2 separate regions of the Homo sapiens genome follow, and region 2 is linked to region 1. The links are chromatin loops, found by intact Hi-C in ENCODE. Cell type or tissue: tibial artery. All regions are shown on one strand. Links, peaks and the distances in the headings refer to the core of each region. The heading gives the core; the rest is flanking DNA.

Region 1 (8,363 bases), core at 205-8,204:
AGATGCCCACCACCACACCCAGCTAATAATTGTTTTAGTATAGATGGGTTTTTGCCATGTTGGCCAAGCTGGTCTCTAACTCCTGACCTCAGGTGATCCACCCGCCTCGGCCTCCCAAAGTGCTGGGATTACAGGCCTGAGCCACCATGCCCAGCCTTGTCTTTGACATCTTTGGATGTCACAGTCGTGGAAGGTTTGTCCAAGGCAGTGGCAGTGGAGCCATGCCATGCCGGCTGCAGGAACACAGCCAATGTGAATGTCTAAGGCTGAAGGGAGCTGGCAGCTTGGGGAACTGAGAGGGAAGGATGGAGCAGAGCACCGTGCCCAAGGGCATTGGAGACTGGCAAGGACTGGGCCATGCAGGAAGGCTGGGCCAGGAGTTGGGATTTCATTCCGTGTGCCGTGGGAAGCCCTGGAAAGGGGTTGGGCATTTTGTAAACGCCCCTCTGGCTGGTGGAGTTGGGTGCCCAGGAGGAGGAGTCGGATTAGGAGGCTGTGACGCTGGTGCTGGCATGAAGCAATGGTAGCCTGGTGACATGGTGCCAGTAGGGCCCAAGAGAAGTGGTGGGCAGTGTGTTTTAAAGTCTTGTAGATGAGCTTGAGGTGGACTGTCCCACGAGCAACGAGATCAGTCTCCGGAACGCTGCCATTCCCACTCTGCCACCCCTCTGGAGACCATGGATGGTGCCATGGGTTTAGGGTCCTACGGGACTGCCTCTGGCTGGACTACCGCCTCACCAGCCGGGTGATTCAGACACACCACACACCCTCCCGGGGACCTCTGGGGAAGCTCAGTACACATTACCGCTCTTTCTGTGGTAGGAAAAAAAAACGGCGTGGCCAAGAAAGGGGGCCTGGGTCCTCCCACGGACGAAAGTGCCTTCCCAGCAGCCCCTGCGTGGGATCCGCGGGGGTCGTGAAGTGCGTATCTCACCTCTCTCTGCCCCAGGTCAGAAGAGGACATGACCCTGGGCATGGTAGCCTTTCTGGGCCTCAGTTTCCTCATCTGTAAAATGCACCTAGTGAGGTTGCAGCAGGGGTTACATGAAATGCTCTGGGGAACGCATTCAGTGGAGCTGCCGGTGCACGAGGAGTGCTCAGTGAGGGAGCGATGTTGACTCTTACAGCCCCTCCTTCGTCTCATCTGGGCTGCACTTCACGCCAGTCCCCAGGGCTCTGCTCTCAGGACCTCAGGCTCTCAGAATAATAATCCCAGCCTGAGCTTCCCTGGAGGCAGCTTGGACATGAGTGTGAGGAAAGGCAGCAAAAGCTGGGAGGAGCAAAGACACAGAGCTTTCTCCAGCCACTGTCAAGTTCAAGTGTGTTGACGCTTTTGACTCAGTGAGCTATACACAAATATCCAATGGTGTGAAAGAGCCCAGGGTGAGAGGTCAGTCTCCCTGCTGCTCCTGCCCTCTGGCCATTTGGCCCCCCTACTCAGAAGCAACCCTGATGACCACTTCCTTGCACCCACACCTAGAGATGTCCTGTTTATACAAACAAAAGTCTACAGATCATTTTTACTACATGCCATTCTATACCCTTTTAAAATGCAGCAATACACCCTGGAGATAGTTCCATATCAGAACTTACAGAACATTACCTTTTTCATGGCTGCATAGTATTCCATCTGCAGCTGCACCATCCTCTATTTAATCAGTTCCATCTGTGCCATTTCTAATACTTTTACTATCTCAACACTTCTGTGATGAGGACTGTTTTTACACCACATCCTTTTACATATGTGTTAACATAGCTGCAGAATACATTTCTAGGAGGATAATTGCTGTGGCAATTGGCACATACATTTTAAATCTTAGTATTGCCAGATCACTCTCTAGAGAGAAGGTTCCAATTTATCCTCTCACCAGTGTGTGAGGTGACTGTCCTCATTGCCCTTCACACAGTAGGTCATGAGATTTTTTTCATTTTTTTGATCTGATATGATTGTAATTTTAACCTTCATTTCTTTTATTATGAATGAAGATTAGCACTTATAGCTACAAAAGTTAATCCTCGTTCATAATCCAGATATTTCAGGGCTATTTGTATTTTCTGTTCTGTGATCTCTTCATTCATATCTTTGGATATCTTGTTTCTACTAGGTTGCTGATGTTTTGAGAGATGTCTTGTAGGAATGTTTGTATGTCAAGATATCTAGCCTTTGTGACATGAGTTAGATAGATGTTTCGTAGGTTGGCTTTGTTTTTGAGCCAGAGTCTCACTCTGTCACCGAGGCCGGGGTGCAGTGGTGTGATCTCGGCCCACTGCAACCTCTGCCTCCCAGGTTCAAGCAATTGTCCTGCCTCAGCCTCCCAAGTAACTGGGATCACAAGCACACGCCAGCACACCCGGCTAATTGGTTTTTTAGTTTTTTGTTTTTTGTTTTGTTTTGTTTTGTTTTGTTGTATTTTTAATAAAGACAGGGTTTCACCATGTTGGCCAGGCTGATCTCAAACTCCTGACCTCAAGTGATCCGCCTGCCTCGGCCTCCCAAAGTGCTGGGATTATAGGCGTGAGCCACCGCACACGGCCTAGGTTGGCCTTTGACTTTGCTTCCGAGACTTTTTGCCTTGCAGACATTTTTTGGGTTTATGTGGTTGGATCAGACCTCTCTTTTATGGCTTCTGGATTATGAACCATAGGTGGAAAAGCCTGCCCTCTCCCAGGCTAGAAAGGAATGTTCCCACATTTTCTTCTAGGATTTTTATGGTTTTCTTAACATGTAAAATCATTGATCCTTTTGGAATTCATCCTGGTTGATGCTGAGGCAGGGATCCAATTTCATTTTTTTGTGATAACTAGTGGTTATAACACATCTCTCCTTACTGTTTCCAGAGGCTCAGGTGTGGGGCACTGGGGAAGGAGCTCGGTAGTGATTTGGGGAGGGAGCTCGGTAGTGATTTGGGGAGGGAGCTCGGTAGTGATTTGGGGAGGGAGCTCGGTAGTGATTTGGGGAGGGAGCTGGGTAGTGATTTGGGAGGGAGCTCGGTAGTGATTTGGGGAGGGAGTTCGGTAGTGATTTGGGGAGGGAGCTCGGTAGTGATTTGGGGAGGGAGCTCGGTAGTGATTTGGGGAGGGAGCTGGGTAGTGATTTGGGAGGGAGCTCGGTAGTGATTTGGGGAGGGAGCTCGGTAGTGATTTGGGGAGGGAGCTCGGTAGTGATTTGGGGAGGCAGATCACCACGTGGAAGGCACCACTGGGTTCGGGCCATTGTCTTAGGAACAAGACAGTGAGGAGGGAAGTGTCAGGATCAGATCTGCATTTTGAGAACTATGACCCTGGCCCCAGAATGGGAGACTGGGGTGGTGATGGGGTGTCATTCTAGAAGCCATCTCTGATCCCACGTGCACCCACCTCATTGCTAGTCGGTTCCAGCCCCTGGGTCACCAGCCCTCTCTCCCACAGTACTTCTGGGTGAATTCCTGTGAATCTTGATAGCCACGTAGAAGCCCCTTACACAGCCTGGCCTCTGGACTCCGTGGCCTCCTCTCCTCTGATAGACTTGGCCTCCTCTGACAACAGCCTGTCCCTCCAGAGGTCTTGCCCGATATAAATGCAGCATCCACAAATTCTCAGTTCACAAATTCCAGCCCATTCCCTCTTCCTGACCCCCACAACCCTTCCATCTCCAGCCTTCAGATCCATGGATCCCAGCCCCTTGCCCCTCACCCCTCCAGCTGGAATCCTGCCAGCTTCCCCATGCCAGACCTCCCTGCCCCTCCCTCCTCCCTCATTCTTACTCAGCAAAAGCCCCACCCCAGACTGAACCCAGTCCCCTCCACATGCTCCACTCCAGTGCGTGCAGATTACCCAGCTGGAGAGAAACACCCCCAGCCCCCGTGGCCCTTTCTGCTGCCTGGCTGAGGCCACATTGTCCAACCCACTCAGCCTCTCCCGCTCAGTCCCCGAACACCTCCTGCAGCATCATCACCTGAGGCTGACGGCCTCGCTTCCTGCTTCACTGAGAGAGTTGGCACAATCAGAAGAGAACTTGCCCGAACTCCCACCTCCATGGCACATGCCTAGCAGCACCAGGCACTCTTCCTCCTGCCATCTCCACAGATGGACTGTCCAGGCCCCCATCTGTGCCAGCGCCAAGAGCCAGCCCTTCTCACCTCCTCAAGAATGTGGCTCTAGGACTCTCCCCTCCTCCCCCACACCGAATCCTCTCTCTCTGCTGGACCACTCTCATCCTACAAACATGTGGCCATGTCTCTCATCCTAAAGAAATACCCATATCCATCTCCAGGCCCCACTCCCACAAAGCAACTGTTCATTTCCTCCCCTTTGCAGCAGAGCTCCTCCAAAGCACCCACTGTCCACATCCCTCAACCCCCTTCTCTCTGAAACCCTCTCCCATCAGACCCCCCTCCTGTCACTCCCTGGACATGCCTCTGCATTGCTACATCCAGTTCCTGGTCTTCTTACTTGACCCATCAGCAGGGCAGTTACTTCGTCCTGTGCACAGGCGATCACTCCCTCCTGAGACACTTTCTCTACTTTGCTTCCAGGACTTCTTGATCTTCTCTTTAACTTGCAGCAGTGCCACGTGTGCCAAGCTTCTGACCCCTTCAGCCAAGCCTGCCCCACTACTATCTCCCCACCTCTGTTGACGGCAGCCCCATCCTTTCAGTTGCTGAAGCCAAAACTAGGGAGATCCTCTTGGCTGTGCTGTCAGAATCAATCCAGAACCCAACCACGTCCACCACTTCCACTGCCACCACCAGCTGTGAGCCACTGTCCTCTCTCCCCTGCAGCATGCAGTAGCCTCCAGGTTCTACCCCTGCTACCCCACACGGGGATCTTTAAAATATGAGCCAGGTCTCACCCTCTCTCTGCTCAAGGCCCTACCCAATTGCCCCACATTGCCCCTCTAAAGCCACCTCCCACTGTTTCTTGCTGTGAGGGAGAGAGCAGAGGAAGGGCAGGAATAGAACGGGGTGTGTGATCAAGGGATGGCTTTGCCAGCCGAGGAATTAGAGCATGTTTCAGAGCTGTTGGGCAGGACTTGCATGAGAGGGCAAGTGTGACTAAGATCCAGAGGGACCGTAGATGGGGCCAGGCTCTGGGCAATACAGAGGGGACAGTGGCCTAATTGAAGGTGGGTCAGTTCTTCCGAGTTAACCTGAAGGCATGGAGAGGAGGGCAGGTGCAGGGGCAGGTGCGGGCACAGGCGCAAGTGCTGGTGCAGGAACAGATCGAGGAGGAGGGGCAGGTGGAAAGGCAGGTACAGGTATAGGCATAGTTGCAGATGCAGGCGCAGGCACGGGGGAGGTACAGATGCAGGCACAGGCTGAGGTGCAGGTCCAGGCACAGGTACAGGCACAGATGTATACAACTGGTGTTGGAAAGGCGATGGCGAACCTATCCGGCAGCTTTTGTTTGCTTTGGAAAATAGGAATCAAGGTCATTGGCTGACAGTGAGGAGTCAGCTCAATGGGATGTCCAAGCTGCCAGCATCTTGCTCTGTTCCGCCCTGATCTAGACTTGGGGAAAGCACTGTCCCCCATGTCATCATTCTGGGGTGTGAGTACATCAGTGTTTCAAGCCAAAAATCCTTGTCATCTCTCTCCTTCCTCTATGCATCGCTACTGTGCGAGCCCCATCTCTCCCCTGACCAACATCTTCTGACTCTCTCCACTCCCCCCTCACCCACCAGCACCTGCATGGGGACACCTCAGCGCATCTCCAGGTGCACTCTTGCCCCTCCCCATCGCTCCTCCTTGCAGAGCCCTTCGCTGACTCCCCTTCACCCTTAGAACCAAGCCCCCCAGACCATTACATGGAAACAAACCCCCGGGCTTGGCTGGCCCTGCCTTCTCCGGCCCTCCCGCTGCTGCAGCAGCCTTCACTTCTCCTGGATCCTCAAAAGCCCGTGATCTTGGCATGTTCTGAGCTTGTCCATCTCTGCAACACTCCTCCCTCCTCTTTTCTCACCCTCTGGACTCGGCCCAGCCTGGGTCAGGGCCCTTGTGCTATGCATGGAGCTTCCTGGCCTTCTCCTTGTGTAATGTCCTCTTAAGGATCTGTCTGCTCAGTCAACATTCATGAGCCAGGGCTCTTGCCTCTTGCACTCACTACTGGTCCCGTTAGTTACCCCCATGGCTCCTGGCTCATACTTGGGACGTATAAATCGTGCTGGCCGCTGACTGCCGGGTGCTGCCTCCCCGTGTGGCCTCATTCTCGAGTGAGGTTCGGGGTCTGGTTTGGCAGCCGCGTGGCTTAGTGCACAGAGCCTAGGGGTGGTAGAGTTGGGAGACCTCCTTCCATCCAGCATGCGCTCACTCCACCATAATCAACGATGTGGCCCCACACAAGTCGCTGCTCTGTGAGCCTCTGCGTTATCAGCTGTCCAGTGGAGATGTTCATCAGACCTCTCACAAAAGATGGTTGGGAAGGTCAAATGCAATAACGAGTATGCAACATGCTTCACAAGCTGTGAGGTGAAGCCCCTGTGGGCCTCATAAGGGTTCTCTGTGAGCCCTCATCTGGTAGACAAGCCTCAGCTGCAGCCCCAGGCCCTGCTACTCCTCATGCATTTCTAACCCTGGAGCTGGGCAGCAGGAGCCCCCTCCCCCAAAAAGCCTGTTCAGCCACACCCATTTGCCATTCCTCCCAGTATTCTCTCTGTCCAAAATGTTTGCTCCCCCAGTCTGCCCTCAATAGAAATAAACCATCCCCTCAGGAGCACCAGAGCTTGTCCTTTAAGTAGGAACATGTTCCAATTCCTACTCAGTGCCAGAACCCAAAGCTGCCTGGTGACATGAATGCATGCACCCATGCATGTGGGAACTGTCACCACCACCCCCGTGACCATCCCGGCCCCTCCAAGGGCAAAGGTGCTCCTTCTGCTCTGCCCCCAGCTTCAGGCCGTGGCAGGAAACAGCCATGGCAGCATCAAAGCCTTCCGGGGAGAGGTGGCCAGGAGCCGTGCTGAGGACAGGTGAGGGGACCGTGCTGAGGACAGGCGAGGGGACTCTGCCTTCCACACTGACTGTGGCTTCTCTGCTTGTGTTTTGCAGGTCCTCCAGTAAGTGTCCTGGACTGTGCTGTCTGCTTCTGAAAGATAAGATGTTTGGTTCTCTCTCTGTTGCAATTCCATGAACATAATTTTGGTTAGGGAGGTGTGTCCTCAGAAAACATCAGTCCTATTAAAAAGTGGCCAGGTGCGGTGGCTCACGCCTGGAATCCCAGCACTTTGGGAGGCCAAGGTGGACAGATCACTTGAGATCAGAAGTTTGAGACCAGCCTGGCCAACATAGTGAGACCTCGTCTCTACTAAAAATACAAAAAATAGCCAGGCGTGGTGGCGGGTGCCTGTAACCCCAGCTACTCAGGAAATCGAGGCACGAAAAATTGCTTGAACCCAGGAGGCAGAGGTTGCAGTGAGTCGAGATCGCACCACTGCACTCCAGCCTGGGCAGCAGACAGAATGAGACCCCGTCTCAAACACAAAAACAAAAACTCATGTGTTTGGGGGGAAAAAATCAGTCATACAGGAGTCATGTTATATTTTAATTTGTAGATGAATGCAGGCACAGAATTCCACAGGCTTGACCTGTTCGCCGGAACGTTCTGTGACCATTTTCCTAGCAAGAGAGCCAGCGCACAAGCCTGGTTGTTCCTCACCAAATCTTGGGCTCACCTTGGTACACGGAAATGCTAGCACCATGTCCGTAGCTTTAAAATGCTCCGTGACAGTTGACGTTTCTAAATGCTTCAGTGTCCCGTGCTTTGGCAGAAAGAGCTGTAGAGTCGGGCAGTTGTCCCAGGAATTAGTCGGGCTTGACCACTAGACCCTGGGGTTCATTTTTCTTCTTTGCCAGAATGTGGATCAGACAGCTGAGACCTTGTGAGCACACCTGGCTGGTGAGGGCATGGCACTGGAGCAGGAGGAAAATGTCACTGCATTTGTGAGGGGTGTGAAGGGTATGAGGGAAGCACTGGGCAGCTCCCTTGAACTTCTCCTGGCCGGCCAGAGGCAGGTTTGAATGCAGGGGATTGCAAGTGGTCCTAGAAATCCCATTCATTCTCCAGGGCAAAGGATGTGCCTGCCTTTGATTCATGCTGTCAGTTTTTCAGAGCCCGGTAAATCCCAGTTAATCCACTCAAGAAGCACATTGACAGTCAGAGCCAAAATCAGCCTTCTCAAGGAATTCCTTTCAGATGAGCCCTTTTATTTTTTACTTCCGTGTACCATGATTGGTTTCCCGATCAGTGCCCTTCGGAATCTGGGCTTCTCGGTGCATGCAGCCCCACCGTGAGCCAAGCAAGACAGCAGGATTGTGTTGATTTATTGGCTTCAAGCGATGTTTGGCAGCTGAGTTCTTCCTGGCTGTCTCAGGGAGGCTAGCGTGTGT
Region 2 (8,363 bases), core at 267-8,266, 780 kb before region 1:
TTTCTTCTATAAAAATGTCCTGTCTATGAGGCAATGCTTCTGTTTCAAGCCAAGTCTTGAAACCTAAAATGAATCAGAAGAATTAATGCCTCCTCTGCTGGAAGAAACAAACTGATGTATCGGTGAGACAAAAAAACTGGTAACAGTATATATGAAAGAAGAGTGATACAATCAGATTTCAAATGCTGACTTGAATCTTGGGAAGAACAGGATGGGATAAAGGAAAGTGAGGTAAACAGGTTAAGGAATGGCATGGGAGAATACACTGGACAAATTAACAATGAAAATGAAGCGATTCCACCTGGATATAGTAAAGTTAGATGCAGAAGAACAGGCTGAGTAGAAGATATGAGGATACAGAAAAATGCCAAATGATAAGCCCACGCTGAATACCATGGGATACTCCACTCTGTCATCATTTTCCACTATGCATATACCAGGCAATGAAGTAGGCAGCCTGTCCACCTTCTCCTTCTTACTCACATGTCCCTTTCATTACGTTTTCTCCCCATGCTCTCTCTGAAACTCTATGCCCGATAATCTTTTAAATATTTGGATTGGTTTTCTTAAATTTCTTTACTTCATGTGACTGTGATTTTATATTGTAGTCTGTGAAGGGGGAAACAGTCTGTTAAAGAGAAGACAGGCCGGGCGCGGTGGCTCACACCTGTAATCCCAGCACTTTGGGAGGCAGGTGGATCACCTGAGCTCAGGAGTTTGAGACCAGCCTGGAGAACATGGTGAAACCCCGTCTCTACCAAAAATACAAAAAATTAGCTAGGCGTGGTGGCATGTACCTGTGGTCCCAGCTACTGAGGAGGCTAAGGTGAAAGGATCGCTTGAGCCTGGGAGGTGGAGAGTGCAGTGAGCTGTGATCACACCACTGCACTCCGGCCTGGGTGACAGAGACTCATCTCAAAAAAAAAAAAAAAAAAAGGAGTGGGGGGACATTCAGGTTTTGAAAATCACAACAGCCCTGCAGCATGACTGTGATGATTCTATGTGATCGAAGTTTAAGATGCTCATTATAAAAAAGAGGAAAACATGGAGTAAATCACCCCTGTGCAACAATCTGTCCCTGGTGATTGGAAGAATAACAATTTTTTTCATATTACCTTTCTTTTTATTTTCCTCTTTTTATTTTATCACAAAGAGAGACATATTCATTTCTTCTAATAAGCTGCAACCAAAAGACTGCACTCTCTTTGTAGGAATCTCTTGAGAATAATGAAAATCTGCAGGAGATTTGAAGTCAGTATGTCTTAAAGTCCTGAAAAATGCCCAAGCCCCAAGCTCAGCTTTGATTCTGGGTGAAAAGATTTAGTTCGAGGTGACTCTAAACTACTCTCTGTTAAAACCTGATTTCCTTTCATCAATCCATGATAGAAAATAGGTTAACATTAGATAACTGCAATTAGGTAATTGTGTGTACTTTAACCTATACAACTCAAACAAAATACAACTGGCCTGAGCATCTCAAGAGGACTCAGTATTTCCAAGAGTTTCCCAAGAACTGCCTCTTTGTGACCTACTTGTCTATAAAGAACCCCTTGTGCCCATTTCCCAGCCTCTCACTTACCTAGACGGGTATCTGAAGGGACTTCTCTTTCCACCATGCAGGGATCTTCTCCTTGCTGCAACTGATGAATCAACTTTGGCATTGAAAATGGAATCCCTGCTCATGAGGAAGCAAATGAAGTTTGAACAAATAGCATGAAGACCAATCCTAGAACTGACCTACTACTCACTCTGAACCAACACAGCAAAGAAGGCAAGCCCTGAGAGGCAGACAAGGCAGCACAAGCACTTCGCAGGGGCACTGGAGCTGTCAATGGCCGGGGAAGGTCTCAGTTCAGAACCATTATAGGGCCCTGACAATGAAGGCCTCTAAGATGGGGGGTCCCTATGTGTTTTTCAGAATCTAAACTGGGATCTCTAGTCATTGGCCTACTCCAAGGAGGGAACTGATTGGCGGTAGGATGTGAGGGAGAGTGGAGGGTAGAGAAACAGATAGCAAGAAGGGCATCACAACAAAGATGTACACTTTCCACTCTACAGCAATTCAGCCTTTCTGAGGGGCTCAGTAGGGTACAAGACCACAGGCTCGGAACCCCAAAGATGGACCTGTGAGGCGTTCCTATAACAGATTCTTCGTCATAGGCAAAAATTCTTACCCAGTGAGACCAGGCTGCTGTAGTTCTCCAGCATCACCTCCCGGTACAAGGCCCTCTGGGCAGAGTCCAGGTGCAACCACTCGTCCTGGCTGAAGAACACGGCCACATCCCTGAATGTCACAGGCTCCTGTAATGGCAAACCCATACCTGCTCACCCAGGACCATCTTCTTCAACGGAAAATGCAGGAAGAAAGTGACAGTGGGATGTACAGAAAATCTCAGGATTCTAATAATTCACGTCAACTGTTTACGTAATTTTTGGAACCACCCATTAGCTATTTAATTAAAAAAGTATTTATGGAGTACTCATTGAGAACAATGACACATGCCACGTGCAGTGGGAGTAGGGGAAAACAGGCAAAGTTCCTGCCAACAGGCAATTTAAATACCAGCCTGGGATCTTTCTCAAGAGAAGGCGATGTGATGACAGAAGCAGAGACTGGAGTGCTAGGCTCGGAAGATGGATGAGAGGGCCACAAGCCAAGGGCTGCAGGGAACCACTAGACGGTGAAAAGGGCAAGGAAACAGATTTTCCCCTGAGAGCCCTAGAAGGACCCAGCCCTGCCGACAGCCTGACCTCAAGCCAGTAAAACTGAATTCAGACTTCTGACTTCCAGAACTGTAAAAGAATACATTTATGCTGTTTCAAGATGCTGCATTTGTAGTAATTTGTTACAGCAGCAATAAGAAAGAAATACAATGTGAACAATTGAAGACAACCTACATATCTATCAATAAGGGAATGGATAAGCAAATTTCAGTACATTTATTCCATGAAACGTCATGCAGCCGCTAAATAGAATGAGGTAGATCTCTATGACACTGGAATTTGACCTTCATATATTATTGATTCATATGAAAAAGCCAGCCACAAAAGAATCTATATTTGTTGAAAAACTCTACATCTGTATATACATATATATGACACATGCACAACTATCTGGAAGGATACAAGCTGTCACCCTCGTTATTCTTTGATATTTGTGGAGAGGGGCAGAAAAGCAATCTTTCACTTATTACTTTATGCCCTATCATTAGGCTTACAGTTTTTTACAGTTAGGGAGATTGTGTGTATGTATGTGTGTTCCTTTGCTTTGAATTTTCTTAAATTCCATTTTATTTTATTTTATTTTATTTATAATTTTTTTTTTGAGATGGAGTCTTGCTCTGTTGCCAGGCTGGAGTGCAGTGGTGCAATCTCAGCTCATTGCAACCTCTGCCTCCCAGGTTCAAGCAATTCTCCTGCCTCAGCCTCCTGAGTAGCTGGGACTACAGGCACATACCACCAGCTTATTTTTTTTTTTTCTTTTTCTGAGACAGAGTCTCACTCTGTCGCCCAGGCTAGAGTGCAGTGGCGCGATCTCAGCTCACTGCAAGCTCTGCCTCCCGGGTTCACACCATTCTCCTGCCTCAGCCTCCCGAGTAGCTGGGACTACAGGCGCCCACCACCACACCCGGCTAATTTTTTTGTATATTTGTAGAGACGGGGTTTCACCATGTTGGCCAGGATGGTCTGATCTCTTGACCTCATGATCCACCTCCTGCCTCAGCCTCCCAAAATGCTGGACTTACAGGTGTGAACCACTACACTTGGCCTATTTTAACTTATATGTTGACTTTGTAGTTAGACCTCTTTGTATTTTTAGTGGTTACTCGAATAATTATAATGTACATTTTTGGTTACTCATCACCTATTTAGAGCTAATATATCGTTTCACATAGAATGCAAGAATCTTGCAAGTATATAGGACATCACCACCCTTCTTTATGCTATAGTTTTACAAAGATTTTCCCAGTTCAGAGAGTTGACAGCACTTACCAAACTTCACTGAGCGTATTCATGTCAAGGTTTTTATTGAAAGGCAAAGGGTACAGCACAGCAAGAGAAAGAGAGTTCAGGGAAGCACTAGAAAGCCAAGAGACACTCCATGTGCTGTCTCCCTTATTTGCACAGACCACGCCATGACTCTGGGTCTGTGTGAAGAATCTTGGTGTGGGAGAGCTCAAAGGAGGAACTCTCAGCAGGGGCCTTTTTATGTAATCAAGCAAGTCCTGTCAAATCATTTAGGCCAGTTGCAAGCCATCAGTAAGGAAGCTTACCAGGAGTAGCCAGTGGCATTGAGATCTTAAAAATACACAAGCCAGGCCGGGTGTGGTGGCTCACGCCTGTAATCCCAGCCCCTTGGGAGGCAGAGGTGGGCGGATCACCTGAGGTCAGGAGTGCGAGAACTTCCTGGCCAACACAGTGAAACCCTGTCTCTACTAAAAAAAAAAAAAAAAGTACAAAAATTAGCCAGGCGCGGTGGCTCACACCTGTAATCTCAGCACTTTGGGAGGCTGACGCGGGCGGATCACGAGGTCAAGAGATGGAGACCATCCTGGCCAACATGGTGAAACCCCATCTCTACTAAAAATACAAAAATTAGCTGGGCATGGTGGCACGTGCCTGTAGTCCCAGCTACTCGGGAGGCTGAGGCAGGAGAATCACTTGAACCGGGAGGTAGAGGTTGCAGTGACCCAAGATCACACCACTGCACTCCAGCCTGGGAGACAGAGCGAGACTCTTTCTGAAAAAACAAACAAAACAACAACAACAAAAACTTACACAAGCTGATGGCTGGGTTCAGTGGCTCACACCTGTAACCCTAGCACTTTGGTAGGCCAAGGTGGGTGGACTGCCTGAGCTCAGCAGTTCAAGACCAGCCTGGGCAACATGGTGAAACCCCATCTCTACTAAAAATACAAAAAATTAGCCAGGCTTGGTTGCATGCACCTGTTGTCCCAGCTACTCAGGAGGCTGAGACATGAGAATTGTTTGAACCCAGGGAAGCTGCAGTGAGCCAAGATCACACCACTTCACTCCAGCCCTCTGTCTCAAAAAACAGAAACAAAAACAAAACAAAAAACAAAAAACAACAACAACAAAAAACCATGCTGCCTTTATCTTGTTTTGGCCAAGAGTCAAAAAAATAGACCACCAAGAATTCCCAGAGATAAAAATAGAGCTTTTCTAGAGAAAAAGATAGAGCTTTTCCAGTCCAGATGTAAATAAATTCTATCTTCATGGTGGTTATTTGTATTATAGCTGCCTACATTGTAAACCCCCTCCTATAATACAATAGTATTATTTTGCTTTAAGCAATCAGCTGCACTTTAAAGAAATCGAAAGGAAAAAAAGTATTTTATATTTATCCAGATAGCTACCATTTCTAATGCTCTTCATTCTTCCTAAAATCAGAGTTCCCCTCTGGTATATTTTTCTTTTAACTTACATAACTTCCTTTTTAGTGTATCTTATAGTACAGGCCTGCTGGCAATGAATTAGCTTAATTTTATTTTACCTGAAAATGGCTTTATTTCATCTTGATTCTTGAAGAGTATTTTCATTGGATATAGAATTCTGGGTTGATTTTTTTTGTCTCTCTCTTTCAGCATGTAAAATGTCATTCTATTGCTTCCTGGTCTTTGTTGTTTCTGATGAGAAGCCAGCGGTCATTCAAATATTGATTCTCTGTATGTAGTACAATTTTTTTCAGCCTCCTTTCAAATCTTTGTTTTTTGTGATTTCTCTATGACTTTCCCCAATATGGTAGAAACCAGCTAGCTATATGTGGCTACTAAGTACATGAAATGTGGCTCTTCTGAATTGCGATATGTTATCTGTATAAAATACATACCAGATTATTTACTTAAAAACATACATACACACACATACAACATATACATACATACATACACAAACATATATGCAAGTTATCTCAATAATTTTATATTGATTTCATGTGGAAATAATATTTGGATCTACTGGGTCAAAGAAAATATATTATTAAAGTTAATTTATTTGCTTCTGTTTACTTTTTTAATGTAGCTGGTGGAAAATTTTATATTAGGTATGTGGCTTGCATTCTTGGTTCACACTATATTTCTATTGCATGTCACTGATCAATGATGTGTGTAGCTGTGACTTCCTTTGTATTTATCCTGCTTGAGATTCATCAAATGTTATAAATCAGTAAATTTATGTTTTTTACCAAATTTGATAAATTTTAGGCCATTATTTCCTTTTAATATAGTTTGTCCATTCTTTGTCCCCTCTCCTTCTAGAACTCTAATTTCATGTATATTAGACCTTTTAATATCATTTAATTGGTAACTGAGGGCCTTTTTTCTCCCTGTTTTTCAGATAGGATAATTTCTGTCAATCTACCTTCAACTGTCACTGACTTCTCCTTATGTTCATTTCCAAAAGTTAAGCCTATTCAGTAATTTTTTTTTTTTACAATTTCAGGTATCTTATTTTTCAGTTCTAAAACTTCATAGTCTAGAATTACTTTTTTCACAATCTCTATTTCTCTGCTTGCATTTCCTATTAGTTCATTCTTTACATGTATATTTTCCTTTAAGTCCTTGAGCACAGTTATAGTAGTTGCTTTAAAATCTTTGTGAATTCTAATATCTGGGTCATCTGGGTCATTGTCTCTATTGATTGTCTTCCTCTTGAGTTTTGGTTACACTTCCCCATTTCTTCATATGCCTACCTTATCCTGGAAATTGTACAGTACACAATGTGTAGAAACTCTGGATTTTGTTATGTTCCTTTGAAGAGTACTGACTTTTTTAAGCAGGTAGTTAATTTAGTTGGAGTCAAATTCCGAACTCTGCCACCTCTCTAGTGGGCAGCATCAAATATCTTTGTTCAGTTCTTATTTGGGCTACTTTGAGTCTGTCCTGTGCATGTATGGTTCAGGGGTCAGCTAGAGATTTGGGCAGAGTTTGTGCACAGAATCTGGGGCTTCCCTTCTCTGCCTCTCTCCTTTCCAAGATTCCTCCTCTCACTTTCCAACTGCTAAGTTTGCCTCAAACTCTATCTTGTGGTTATTCACACCAGTAAGACTGCAAGTTTGTGACTAAGTTTTGATTATTCTGTTGGTGCTGACTGTGGCCTACTCCCAGGCAAAAAGCTGTAAAAAACAGAAAATTTATCTGGTGACAATTCCTTCTTCCAAATATACACAGGTGTCTAATATCTGTCTGCTTTTGATTTCTCTCCAGTACCTTAAGGTTTCTTATATTTTATCCAGAGTGTAGTAGTTATCCACAGATGAATTAGTCTGAAAGGAGCTATTTCTCTATTACCAGAAGCTGGAAGCACATGTATCTTTTTGAAAGTATATTTTAAAAAGTAAAAAAAAAAAAAAAAAAAATGAGCCTGGCAAAGTCATTAAATATTAAGAAATGATAAAATGACCGACTACTAGAACTCCAGACCTGAAACACATCTTATCAATCATCTCATCCAGTTGTTCTCGTTAGCGTGTGGTATCTCCTCCCACCTCCCTAGAGTGAGTAGCAATGTGTGAGGGTGTTTCATTTTTCACAGTGACTAAGGGAGTCCTGCCGGCATTTAAAAAAAGAGATCAGGGTCAGGCACAGTGGCTCACGCCTGTAATCCCAGCACTTTGGGAGGCTGAGGCAGGCAGATCACGAGGTCAGGAGATCAAGACCATCCTGGGTAACACAGTGAAATGCCGTCTCTACTAAAAATACAAAAAAAAATTAGCCAGGCTTGGTGGCAGGCGCCTGTAGTCCCAGCTACTCAGGAGGCTGAGGCAGGAGAATGGCGTGAACCTGAGAGGCGGAGCTTGCAGTGAGCCGAGATCGCACCACTACACTCCAGCTTGGGCAACAGAGCAAGACTCTGTCTCAAAAAAAAAAAAAAAAAAAAAAAAAGAGCGATCAAGGCTGCTAATCATCTGGAAATGGATGAGAGAGTGCTGCATAAGGAAAGACAACTCCACTCAAAATGCTTATAATGTTCTCACTTAGAAACACTTGTTGTCTAAGCTGTATTTTTAAAATGCAAGATGAGAATCTGGGTTGTGGCAGGTGGCTTTATAAGAAGATTATAAGAAATGTGAAGTTTGTTTTAGGTTTCCAGCAATAGAAACTGACTTTGGCTCATTTACACAAGAGACCAGGTAGCTCCAGGGAAACTGATAGTCACAGAAGTAGGCTTGGAAAATAAAACAGAAACTAGGGCAGCAACATTCCGGACCACAGCCAGGATCACACTAGGAAACCAGACTTGTGAGAATACTGTTGTCATGGAAAAGTAGATGGTACAGCCTCACCAGCACAAGACAGCTACTGCTTTTGCTGTGCCACTCCTCCTTCCCCTACAAACTCAAT

The links. A loop is a pair of places that touch in the nucleus more often than their neighbours do. Peaks named below come from ENCODE experiments on the same cell type or tissue, not always from the same donor. Only the 100,000 strongest peaks of a DNase experiment are listed, where the experiment ranks them.
Region 2: it touches region 1 in a loop (5-fold over the local background); 2 of 110 quality-filtered maps call a loop at or near these places.

The regions. Positions count from the first base shown.
Region 1 is chr5:178,289,032-178,297,394 of GRCh38, reverse strand. COL23A1 (collagen type XXIII alpha 1 chain) reads left to right here. Exons shown (of 29, transcript NM_173465.4): 4 at 7,026-7,033. Among named protein-coding and RNA genes, the nearest start is that of PHYKPL, 60 kb to the right of the region's middle. In tibial artery, for the core only: no CTCF peak of the experiment used is centred there; a DNase peak (open chromatin) is centred at 4,624; H3K27me3 peaks cover 3,242 bases.
Region 2 is chr5:179,070,383-179,078,745 of GRCh38, reverse strand. It overlaps ZNF354C (zinc finger protein 354C), which reads right to left. Exons shown (of 5, transcript NM_014594.3): 3 at 2,175-2,301; 4 at 1,580-1,675; 5 at 1-63. Among named protein-coding and RNA genes, the nearest start is that of ZNF354C, 14 kb to the right of the region's middle. In tibial artery, for the core only: no CTCF peak of the experiment used is centred there; no DNase peak of the experiment used is centred there.